Regions from separate parts of the Homo sapiens genome. Here region 1 is linked to region 2. Evidence: chromatin loops called from intact Hi-C (ENCODE). Cell type or tissue: GM12878. All regions are shown on one strand. Links, peaks and the distances in the headings refer to the core of each region. The heading gives the core; the rest is flanking DNA.

Evidence for each region. Peaks named below come from ENCODE experiments on the same cell type or tissue, not always from the same donor. Only the 100,000 strongest peaks of a DNase experiment are listed, where the experiment ranks them.
Region 1: a loop joins it to region 2, with 2.3 times the contacts of the local background. A loop is called at or near these places in 1 of 110 quality-filtered maps.

Annotation. Positions count from the first base shown.
Region 1 is chr2:214,991,845-214,999,938 of GRCh38, reverse strand. ABCA12 (ATP binding cassette subfamily A member 12) reads left to right here. Exons shown (of 53, transcript NM_173076.3): 23 at 2,130-2,244. Among named protein-coding and RNA genes, the nearest start is that of ABCA12, 140 kb to the left of the region's middle. In GM12878, for the core only: no CTCF peak of the experiment used is centred there; DNase peaks (open chromatin) are centred at 3,828 and 4,357; H3K4me3 peaks cover 552 bases; H3K27ac peaks cover 2,827 bases.
Region 2 is chr2:214,735,493-214,739,492 of GRCh38, reverse strand. All of the region lies in intron 9 of BARD1 (BRCA1 associated RING domain 1), which reads left to right. Among named protein-coding and RNA genes, the nearest start is that of BARD1, 72 kb to the left of the region's middle. RefSeq lists enhancers at 1,976-2,175, 2,216-2,265. In GM12878, for the core only: no CTCF peak of the experiment used is centred there; a DNase peak (open chromatin) is centred at 2,052; H3K27ac peaks cover 2,052 bases.

The sequences.
Region 1 (8,094 bases), core at 1,560-5,559, 260 kb before region 2:
ATTGCAGTTTATATACAATTCAGATGGTATTGGATTTTTCTTTTCTCTTCTTTTTTCTTTCTTTCAATGCTTCTGTCTCCCTTGGCTACTTCAAGAGTTATAAATGAGATGAGGTAATGTAACCCAGTGCAACAGTAGCATGAGGAAGCAGGTAAGGAGTCCATCAAGTGGACTGTCAAGGTTAGCTGGCTATTGTGGAGGCTGTTGTGGACGGGACTGTGCTGCCCGAACTATGTGTGAACTGCAATGGTTTGCACAAATTATAAAGATCTATGGGGTCAATGAAGTTATAATTCTTATCTAGTTCCCTGCTCATTTGTTCCCCTTATAAATTTTGGTACCTAGGATGGTGGGTACCTGGGTGTGCAGTCTGTATTCTTTATGGGAATATGTTCATTATGCCTTACACACATATACACTGTTGCATATAAAGTGATTTCCCATTAATTATTTCATTTGTTTCACCCAACAACCTCATAATGTAAGTAGGAGCAGGAATTATTGTCCATACTTTCCAGATGAAAAAACTGAAATCCAGAAAGGCTAATTAACTTGCCCAAGATAATATAACTGGTACTACACTAGTCCTCCTGTTTATAAGACCAACATTTCTGCTTTATACTAGACCAAATCTAAAATACACTATCACTTGGAAGAAACATTACAGGGGATTTGTTGTTAATGAATGAAGGCCTTTGCCTAGTTCTAGATCCAGAAATCACTTCAAGGCTGTACCTGAACCAAAACAAAATTCATTCAAGAAGTAGTCTGTAAATGCCTACCCCATGCCATACAGTTTCCCAGGAAACAACAACAAAAAAAATGGAATATGGCCTCAACTCCCACTGCTCCCTCACCAAAAAAACACCTCATCTCTCTGATAATGACACACTTCTGCATGCTAAAGTGATACTGAATGATAGTGATCTCATGCTTCATTAATATTTACATTTTTCTTGGGGTACTTGGAGGTAATTTTTTAGTCTTGTAGATTAAAAAAGGAAATGGCCTTGGGACCTTTCTCCAAGTGAAAGCTTGAGTGGAGCCCAACACATAAACAGAGCAACTTAGAATCTCTCATCGACATCTACTGCTTTTGCCTCAGCTCAAATAAGGGCATCAATTGTCAGAACCATGGCTCCTAAGGTGTGGTCTCTGGACCAGCAGCATCAGTATCACCTGGGAAGTTGTTTAAAAAGCAAATAGATGGTCCCACCCAGATATAATAAATCAGAGGCTGGGGCCCAGAAACTTGTGTTTTAGTAATCTCTTTGGGTGCTTTGAGAACCACTCCAATTTAACTTTCAGGTTTCATGAGCAGGACATTGAGGAATACATCTGGGCTTGAGGATGTCTTCCAGTGATTCTCTAGTTGAGCACATCATCAAAATAGACATTTCTATACCATGTATAAAGCATCTTCCAGAGCATTACTTTGAGGAATCCAAGTTCTTTGTCTGCATTTTAAATCAAATGCTTTGGGCCAGGCACAGTGACTCATGCCTGTAATCCCAGCACTTTGGGAGGCCGAGGCAGGTGGATCACTTGAGGCCAGGAATTCGAGACCAGCCTGGCCAGCATGGTGAAACCCCATCTCTACTAAAAAACAAACAAACAAACAAAAACAAATGAATGCTTTAGATTTTATTTCATTTTTAGAAATTTAGTTTCATAATAACTATGATCTTCCTAAGAGTAGCTATAAATACAGTAATTTTGGAAGATATAGCTTTTAGTTAGGTAAACCAATCATCGTCTCATTTTAAATCTGCCTTTTAGATAAGAATTTAGTTTAGACATAAAGGTTTTGAGCCTTGCAATTATATCTATATAGTAATTATTTTCCCAGACACATACTCAAACACAATTTAAACAATATGGCAATTTTATGTAATAATCCAGAGCTTTTTTTTTTCTTACTCTTGAAACATTACACTAAAAAAATCACAGACCTATGGTTAAATCAGCTTCATGCTTCGTAAATAATGGGGTAATACCGATTATTTTCAATTTCAAAACACGATCATAAGTTCAATGTAAGAGAGAGTGAGTTCTTTATATATTATAATCTCTGCAAGTATGGTGTTCATTTTGGTCGCTGAATTTTTCTTTTTTTGTTTGTTTTACAGCTTCCTAACCAGTGTCTCTTATTCTCTTCCAATTGTGCTTATGGTTGCCTGGGTTGTATTTATAGCTGCCTTTGTAAAAAAGCTTGTCTATGAGAAAGACCTCCGGCTTCATGAGGTATGTTGAAAATCACTTCTTGTTATGAATAAGTCCTGTTCATAGAACAATTACTATGATTTTCATCATGCCTTTATAAACTTCAGAAAGCCTAACTTATCCCTTGTGAATTAAACAGAAAGAAAAACCTTTTACAAATCACAAAAGCAGCTGATAAGGCAATATTTTATTTTCTCAAAAAGTGACATAAAAGTCACTTAATAAGTGCTTTTGAAAAACAACATCTGAATAAAATATGAGTACAATGATAATTCCTGGAGTAATTTTTTGCCCAAGAAATTACCTATAGGACTTAGGATCTAACAGAGGAAGTTTAAATAACAACAATAACAACTGTTCAGGCAGAGAGATTGTTGGCATGGTAACTAAAATAACCCAAATGTAGATATAGATAGAGCTATAAACATAGACATAGACATATGGCATATTTCGGCTCTCACAAAGAAAATTCTCTTTCCAGTATACCTTGTCTCCTTCAATTACCTTCTCCATTTCCCACTGACTCCTGACTTATAGAAACTAAGAATTTCATGTTATGCTACTGATTGGGTTAGTAACCATATCACAATGGAAGACAGAACCAGGAGTGTGATGCATGACCTCTTTCTGGGCACGTTCTTCATCATTAACCCCAAATCCAAAATATCTTACTTCTTTTTAGAATTTATGATAAAGCATTATGTGATTTTTAGATTGTATTTGAGTAGAAATTATTTTATCTACTTATCCCATAATGAGTCCCTTCTTATACTCACTCATGGAGTGGAAACAAAGGTGAAACATTTCAAAACTGGGGCACAATAATTATTGCAAGGCCTGGCTGAATTCTGAAATAATGAGGTTAGAGGAACCCGTCCATCCACTTGTCCTTTTCAGACTTACCTTGCCAATGCTTTTAGACAATTGATCATTTCTCCCTATAAGATACAAGTTGCTGCTACATATTTCTGTTAGTTCAGCATCAGGCTTTCAGGGTTGTCCCCGTATTTGAACTTATATTTTTTACCTCTTCTGTTTGAATTTTGGTTGATCCACACAGCTGCATTTTTATATTTCAGTTATAATTTGGTAAACTTCTCATCAACTAGTTTGAGTCCTGTTGTTTTCAGGACTGTATGCAATGGTTTTCTAATTCCAATTTAGAAACTTGAATCCATGCCTTCAACCGTAATTATGATTGCAAGCCCCTCCCTTCTAGTTATCTTTCAGGTTCCCAGTATTCAGAAGCAAATCATCACAGAGTAAAGAAAATCTTTGAGATAGAAACTGTGACAGAAACAGAGTCCATTTCTACTTCAAAATTAATACCTACCTTTAAAATATTACTTGTGATAGAAACAGTAAATAGAAGCATGTATGCATACAGTATATATACAAATGTATATGCATATAATAAAACTGTGTGTATATAATACACACACATTGTATTATTTCATGTTTGAAGATGATGCTCTCTGAATGCATCTATGTATGTCACCAAAAATTATCAAAGCATAACGAAAAGTCATTTCTCAACTGAAAATGCAAAAGACTTGTTTTTAGCTATGAACCAGTTTCTGTTTGGTAGCTCTGTGTCTCCATTTGGCCTGCGTCTACCTTTGAAATTTAACCACCTTTGTCTTGGGGTCAAAGTCACATGGTGGAAGATCACTGAACTTGTAATCAGAATATCAGGTTTTGTATTCCAATTCTACCAGCCATATACACTCGGGCTCAGTCTCTTAAACCCTTTGAGTCTGATCATCTAGACTTCATTCAACATTTATTTCCAGAATGTAGCTCTCTCTCTCTCTGCCAGAACAGAGGAGCTCAATTATTCATATTTTATCAATTCTAAGACATTGATTTTCCCCCCTTTTTAAAGCCTTGGAAATTGGGATACATTTGATAGGGTGTCACGATTTATTTGGCAGTAATCTTTCTTTCTTGGTGGCATGTAAAATAGTGGCACATCCTCAATGTGTTCTAAATTCAAAGAAATACAGTGTGTTTATGAAATGAATTGATGGAGGTGAGCGTGGAAGGAGTGGGATGTCCCTAGTGCCTCCTGCTCAGCCTCGCTCCACTGCCCACAGTTCTCATCTAAACTCCTCCTTTTTAAAGATGTAAGGTTCAGCTCAGAAAGTGAGAAGTGACTTGCTGAAGACCTTGGAGCTAGTTAATGGTAGATCTGGCAGTAGAACGGAAGTATTTTGACTTCCAACCAATCCTCTTCCAGATCATAGCTACCTTTACCCTTAGAATCTTACTTTAGTAACACAGACTTCTAAGGACATTTGCAGATGATGATAGATAATCTCTTAAGTTACCAGAAACTCAAAGTCACTTTTTAATACTATCTTTTCATATTCTGATAAAGTCTAAAGCTGCCCAAGTCCTACTTCTTTCTCATTCAAATTAAACCAAAAAGGTAAGTAAAATCAATATTCTCCCCTTTTCGTTCTGTAATTATTCTCAGTCCTGGCAAGAAAACCAAGTTAATTGCTATCTCAATGAAGCCACTTATCTTTGACTTTGTTATGGTATGATTCCATGAATCCCTTTCCCTTGTTAAATAAATTAGCACAAATCTAATAAGTTTATTAAAGTAAGCCCATAGTATAAAAAAAGTACTTAAAAAATGCCTTTCGATTGGGTTTTGTTCTGCACTTTGCTTTTAAAAATTAAAATACTGAAGCTATAAAAATCTGATTTTATAACATATACAGAAGAGTATATTTTTTCTCATTATTTTCATGGTTTATGAGTTCGATTCATCTGTTTGATCTAATGTAAGTCATGTATGGGACTTTCAGTGCTTATATTTTGTTGGAGACAGAATTTTGGAGTCATTCTCTCAGTTCAGACAGGTAGCCTAAAATATATGTGGGCCGCAGAGGTGTTACCAAGAATTAAACAAAGATTTTTTTAGTCTCCTAGTACTTCACATTAAACAATTTTTTTGTGCTTTCCTGACATACATTAATCCACCCCACCAGTGGGAATTTGAAATGTTTCCAGTAATGATCACAACATCCTTTATATCATACTAAAAAAAACAATAATATAAATGTCTATTGTCAATAGAATTATAGAAATTGAGGTAGAAAATGTTATTATTCCTTATGAGTTAGTACTTGACATTCTTGCAGAATTGAATGAAGACATTGCTCTCAAGTAAATATATGAGTATTTCTGATTTCTTTTCTTGGCAGTATTTACGTCAACCCCTGTGCATAAGCTTCTCATGAATGTGGCAACACATTTATCCAAACTCTTCTAGAATCTCTTTCTTATTCTCTGCTATAAACTGGGCAGACTTTGGCTACTAGGCAGCGGGGTTTTCTTTGAGCAACAGGTTATCAGATATTGATGAATTGCTCTGGCAGGTTTGGGAGGCTTGATAAAAGTGACTCTCTGATTACAAAGCTGGCACCTGACATCTGTCACTTTGAGGAGGAACTAATGGCATCCAAGAAAGCACATCTAGCCGCTCTCGGTGGGCCCCCTTCCATCAGCAAATTTGGTCTTGTTTATTACAACAAAGTTGGCAGTGAATCTGGATAATTTATGGATGACTTATATGCTCTCACTGGTCTTTCTCTTTATGAATAGCAGCTGTTTTCCTCGTGGCATAAAATCCTGAAGTTTAACACTGAAGTTTCATGCTAGAATGTTAAATAGTGAATGCTTTTGGAAGCACCTAACTCACCCTGTTTCAGGAAAAAGCAAAATGATGAGTCTCTAACTTTTGCAAATTCCTGGGACTGGAATCTGATCTTGAGTATCAAAAATTTCAAAATTACAGTGATTAAACACCTTTAGTCCTGGTGTTCAAGCCTGCCAAATTATCTTTTAACAAGCCTATGAATGAAGAACATTCTCAATATATAAGTGATTTCTAGAAAGCTATCAATTGTCAGGGAAGAAAAACACGTTTATACACATGACATCAGCTTTATTTTGTGGCCTTGATATGGTCTAGATATTTTATAAACCACCTTGGGAAATATATTGACATTGTCTCCTACTTACATACATTACCACTGGGACGAAATATGTTTGTATAGGCTACATAAAACTGTGGTAAATATCAGCTTGGGAAGTAGTAATATAGGTTCCATAACTCCCCACTTAATTATATTCAAATAGGCATAAAAATCTGAAAATACAAATAGTAGGAAAGGGAAATAAAAAGGACTAACATATCATATTGGAACAGGTGAATATCTCTGAAATAGTCGCCAAACATGACACAGTAATTTTTTCAAATGGGGTAGGGTACACGCAAAGAATTGCTGGAATAAGATATCTGAGGTCTTTTTCACACCAAACTGTAGTTTTGTTTTCAATGATAGCATGTGTAGCAATTGGGGAAACTTTCCATAGTGACCTTTGCTTCATGCTACTTTGACCCATATTTTCCATTCCCACGGAAGCATAGGTTGAGTCTTTACTACAAATGGTGACAGGGCCTTGGAGGAGAAAAACATTAGGGAGAGAAGAAGGTGAGAAAGAGGGCAAAGTTAAGAGGGAAAGTCACAGGGTCTTTCTCAGTGGTGATTAGTTTAAAGCCCACAGCTTAGGCTGTTGGCAGCCAGGTAGCTGTTTCCCTGGTAACAACTGGAGCAGCAGAGTTATCGAAATGTGATGTTACCAAAGCAGAAAGTAAAATTCACTATTTTGCTCGTAGAGCAAAAGATCCGATGCATTTGCTATAATTTTTTTTTCCTGGAAAACTTAGGTTTAAGGGGGTGGGGCATTGACTATCCTTGATTTTGAAAAAAGAAAAAATTGGGTTATAAAGCTGTTAGTGGAGATTTATTTATTTATTTATTTATTTATTTTGAGACAGAATTTCACTCTTGTCTCTCAGGCTGGACCTGCAGTGCAGTGGCATGATCTCGGCTCACTGCAACCTCCACCTCCTGGGTTCAGGCTATTCTCCTGTCTCAGCCTCCTGAGTAGCTGAGATTACAGGCACCACCACCATGCCCGGCTAATTTTTGTATTTTTAGTAGAGATGGGGTTTTGCCATGTTGGCCTGGCTGGTGTGGAACTCCTGACCTCAGGTGATCCGCTTGCCTCAGACTCCCAAACAGCTGGGATTACAGGTGTGAGTCACTGTGCCCGGCCAGTTAGTGGAGATTTCCTCTGTTCTTTTTTTTTTCCTAAAAAAAAAAAAAAAAAAAAGGGGGGGGATACTAGGTTGATAGGCTTAACATTAATCATGAATTGTTTTTTTTTTTTTTTCATTTTTTTTTTTTCTTTTTGAGACAGAGTCTTGCTCTGTCGCCCAGGCTGGAGTGCAGTGGTGTGATCTCGGCTCACTGCAAGCTCCGCCTCCCAGGTTCACGCCATTCTCCTGCCTCAGCCTCCTGAGTAGCTGGGGCTACGGGGGCCCGCCACCACTCCTGGCTAATTTTTCTGTATTTTAAGTAGAAACGGGGTTTCATTGTGTTAGCCAGGATGGTCTCTGTCTCCTGACCTCGTGATCTGCCCGTCTTGGCCTCCCAAAGTGCTGGGATTACAGGCGTGAGCCACCGTGATCGGCCCTCATTAATCATGAATTGTTAAAATTAGAAACCAGGATATCCAGGTTTCCCCAAAGTACATGTCACAAAATTCAACCAAACCAAGGTCCAGGGGACTTTAAATCTTTTTATTTTTATTTGTATTATTTTATTATACTTTAAGTTATGGGATACATGTGCACAGCGTGTAGGTTTGTCACATAGGTATACACGTGCCATGGTGGTTCGCTGCACTCATCAACCTGTCATCTACATTAGGTATTTCTCCTAATGCTATACCTCCCCTTCCCTCCATCCCCCGACAGGCCCTGGTGTGTGATGTTCCCAGGGGACTTTA
Region 2 (4,000 bases), core at 1-4,000:
ACTCGACTAAAAAGTCTAAAATATAATCATTTGCAAAACACTTGTTTTGCTTTTACAATCTGGGTGTTGATTTTTAATAGAATCAAAGGAAATTCTTTAATTTTTATTTTACTTACATACTGTTATCTTGAGTGACACACATCCCTAATTTAAACATCTTTAGTTTAGATCTAATGACATACTGTAGTAGAACATTTGTTTTCATATAGAATAGTGATGTTTGATTCTGTATTTTAATTTTTTTTTTTTAGGATATTTTGTATTGACTAAAAGTGGTTAATTCTGATTCCCATAGCTATTTCAGTTACAAATAGCCATTAATTCCAGAATAATAACAACCCTTTTTTCCCCTCCCTCACTCTGTCACACAGGCTGGACTGCAGTGGTGCAATCATAGCTCTTTGCAGCCATGAACTCCTGGGTTCAAGTGATCCTCCTGCTTCAGCCTCCTGAGTAGCTGGAACTACAGGCACTCACCACCATGCCTGGCTAATTTTTTTTTTCTTTTTAGTTGAGGCAGAGATCTCACTTTGTTGCCCAGGCTGTTCTTGAACTCCTTGTTTCAAGCGGTCTTCCTGCTTCACCCTCCCAGAGTGCTAGCATTACAAGTGCGAGCCACCAGGTCTGGCCTAAAAATTCTTTAAAATGTGGATCTGTTTACTACTCTGGGATTTGAAGAGTGAGAAAATTCTAAGTATGGCTTTCCATGCAGAGTTAATAATCGTCTCCTCCTTTGGACATTTAACAGATCTCCATTTTGAAGTTTTCTTCCATCTTCATTGTATTCTCTCATCATTTTTGTATAACTGTGGATTCAGGAACACCCCTCCTTTTTTTAATTTCCTTGCATTTGTGTTATCTTTTTTTATTATAGGAAATGTAAGCTTAATATAAAACCATGACCATCATCAGTGGTCCATGCAGCTAAAACAGAAATATACATCTACTGATGTATATGCTTTTATGAGGTAGGAGGAGAGAGTGGTTATTAGCAATTTAGAATAAAAAAATACCTTCTGTACAGTACAAGTTTCTTTATAGAAAAGTGTTGTAGCCCTGGAATTCATAAGCGTCATTATTATGCAAAAATTCCAGGCTTTGCTAAGGTAGACAGAGCTACCTTAATGACTTTGGGTTAATCAGTACTTTAGAAATGGGGCTGCTTACCTATATGTAAAAAATTAATAAGATCTCAGGAAAAAAGGAAAGCTTACATGAAATGGAGAACATGATCAGGAATACACCTGGGCTAAAAGAATCTCTAGTTGTAATAGCTAAGTAGTTCATCCGTTTGTTTCTGCGAAGTGATAGCTTCAGTCAAAACCTTCAACTATAAAGGAACATATGAAAAGTAACAAAGATGAAATAAAGCATACATTTTATAAGGTTAGTGGCTTGACACATTTTCAAGTATGTATCATTCTGGCATATGCAAAAGTTATGTTTACGTAAACTTACTCATGCAAGGTAATTTTAGTAAGGAAATTATTAGCCAAGAAAGCTAACTAAAATGTGGTCTTATATTTGTATTTTTGCTTTTTTTTTCTTCAAAAGGAAGTAGAAGAGTTCATCTTTCTACTAAACTGATGGAATAATTATGGACTTTATTAACTGTTTATTACAAATATAAAATAGTTTAAATCTTAAAATGTAACTGTGTTTTAAATGGAAAATAGGTTAAGAATTCTTGCTGCAGATTGCTTAACTTTTATTCAGTAAATAAAACCTTAAAATGTTAGTCATTATTTAGGCTTGGGTTAATTAAGTAATGTTTGGCTGGTAGATTCTTCCAGTGCATTGATAATGTATCACCATTTGAATTGCTGAAAGTTTATTTTAAAGCATTTCATTCTTATTTACTTTTCAGTAAATCAACTCAATTGATTTGTCTTAAAAAAAGGTTCAGTAGGAAGTTGATATGAATTTGTAACTGTGGTATTGTCTCCGGAGTAGGTCATCATTCTGAAACTCACAGTTTCAGATAACAAGTTAGACAGTGGCAACCTTAGCATGTCGGATTGAGTAAGCACATTGATCCAACTAAAAATAAAGATGAACAAAAAAACTTGATCTGTGACATGGAGGATATTTCAGTTCTCATCTCAGTTATGTCACTGAGAAAGCCACTTAAATCTCTTGGGACTTAAGTTTCCTTATCTATAAAAGAGGTTGATTAGACAAAGCATCAAAAGTTTCAAATCGGCAGGCTGAGGACTCTGAGGGCTGAAGGAAATACAGTGTCTGGTTTTGTCTAACATAATTAATTTTTATATATTTAGGCATGATGTTTGTTACAGTCTCCATAGCTTCCTACCACCTCACACCAGGTTCTTCACACATTTATGTAATCTACCTGGCTTTTGTAGGCATTTGAGTCGCAATCCTTGAAGTAGTTGTCACTCCCAGCTTTGAAAAAATTCTAGAGATTTTCTATGCTATAACAGCAACTTTAACAAAACACTTTGCCACCCTTCAAATGTAGTTGTAGACCTGGAAACATCCTTTCTTTTCAGGAAAAGAAAAAGAGCTACTTTCATTCTTCCTTAGTTAGTCTTAGGTGACACAGGATTCTGCAAATTGTTGCTTGGAGTAAAAGCATATTAGAGAAATGTATTTGTTTAACTCAATCATTGTAACTAGAGCATTGGATTTGCTTTACTTTACAGAAACTTACTACATAACTCCCATGAAACAGAATATTTAATGAATTAAGACTTACACTGGCTCCTTCTCATGGAAGTACCATGCTGCTCTGTTGGTATCTGCCATCTCATTTTTTTGATGCCATACTTACTGGACTGTAGTATCTATTAAGGTTAAATTCTGTTGATTGACTAATGCCAGCATGTTTTCAGGAGGAATAGATGCCATTTTAATGTGTTTCTTGTAAATAATCAGTCAAATAAACCCATAAAATGGAGAAGCAGCTGGCACAAGCACAGCCTACTTAATTCTGCAATTAGACATTAGCCATTCATTCGATACAGTAGATATCATAAGAATGTTCAGTCCTTGGCTTTCTGTGCCACCATATGCAGTTAAAGATACAATTATGAATACTCTGTAAGTACCATTGGGAAGGAGATTTGGGAAGGGGAATACCTGCTTACGTAATGAGGAAAATAAAAAAATCACATATAAAATAGTGAATTTGAGTTAACCATTTCACTGGATTCCTGATGGTTTTTTATTTGATTTTTAATATAGAAACAATATATGACATAATTCCAGCACACTGGCAGTGCTTCTAGTATGGTATTTTGACCCAGTCAAGAATTTTGAGTCTCATTTTCAATGTATAATAAAATTAATATTTATATTACCTTTATTAGAAAGGTTTTTAATTCAGTGAGTGGTTATTAAAATTTATGCCTTTTTTAGAGTATAATTTTTATTATATGTAAACAATTTTCAAAGCACATTTATGATAATTTAAAATTATAAGATTCGGAAATTCAGCTTAGCAACCTTGGGTGAATATGACTTTCATATTAAAAAAATGGGGGAGAGAGATCTGAGAGCCAAATAAAACACAGATAAAACTAACAAATTAAGATTGACATGATGGGTAATCATAGACGTCCTGAGTGTGAGTGTTGAATTTGAATTTGCATTAATGACCCAATTCAGGAAAGACTCAGCGTCTTGACAAACCTCTGCTTTTGGAGAGATGGAGTATTCAGTTGTTAGTCTTCTGACCTTTTTATAATAAACAACATCTTAGAACACTCAATTTAAGCAGCTTTTAAGCATTTGACATATTCACATCATGCTAAGATAATACCCAAGGTTTATCTTGTGTACCACTAAGTTATATTTCAGTGTGAAATACACAGCCTTTAGAAAACTAAGCAGATTTAGGTTCAAATTCCCATTCTGCCACTTAATGGCTGCATTCAGCTTTAAGCAAGTTGACTTCTTAGCATTTCAGTTCCCTCCCCTGAATTGGAAGTAATAAACAGTAAATCCTCATTGTTTGTGGATTCTGTGTTTGTGAGTT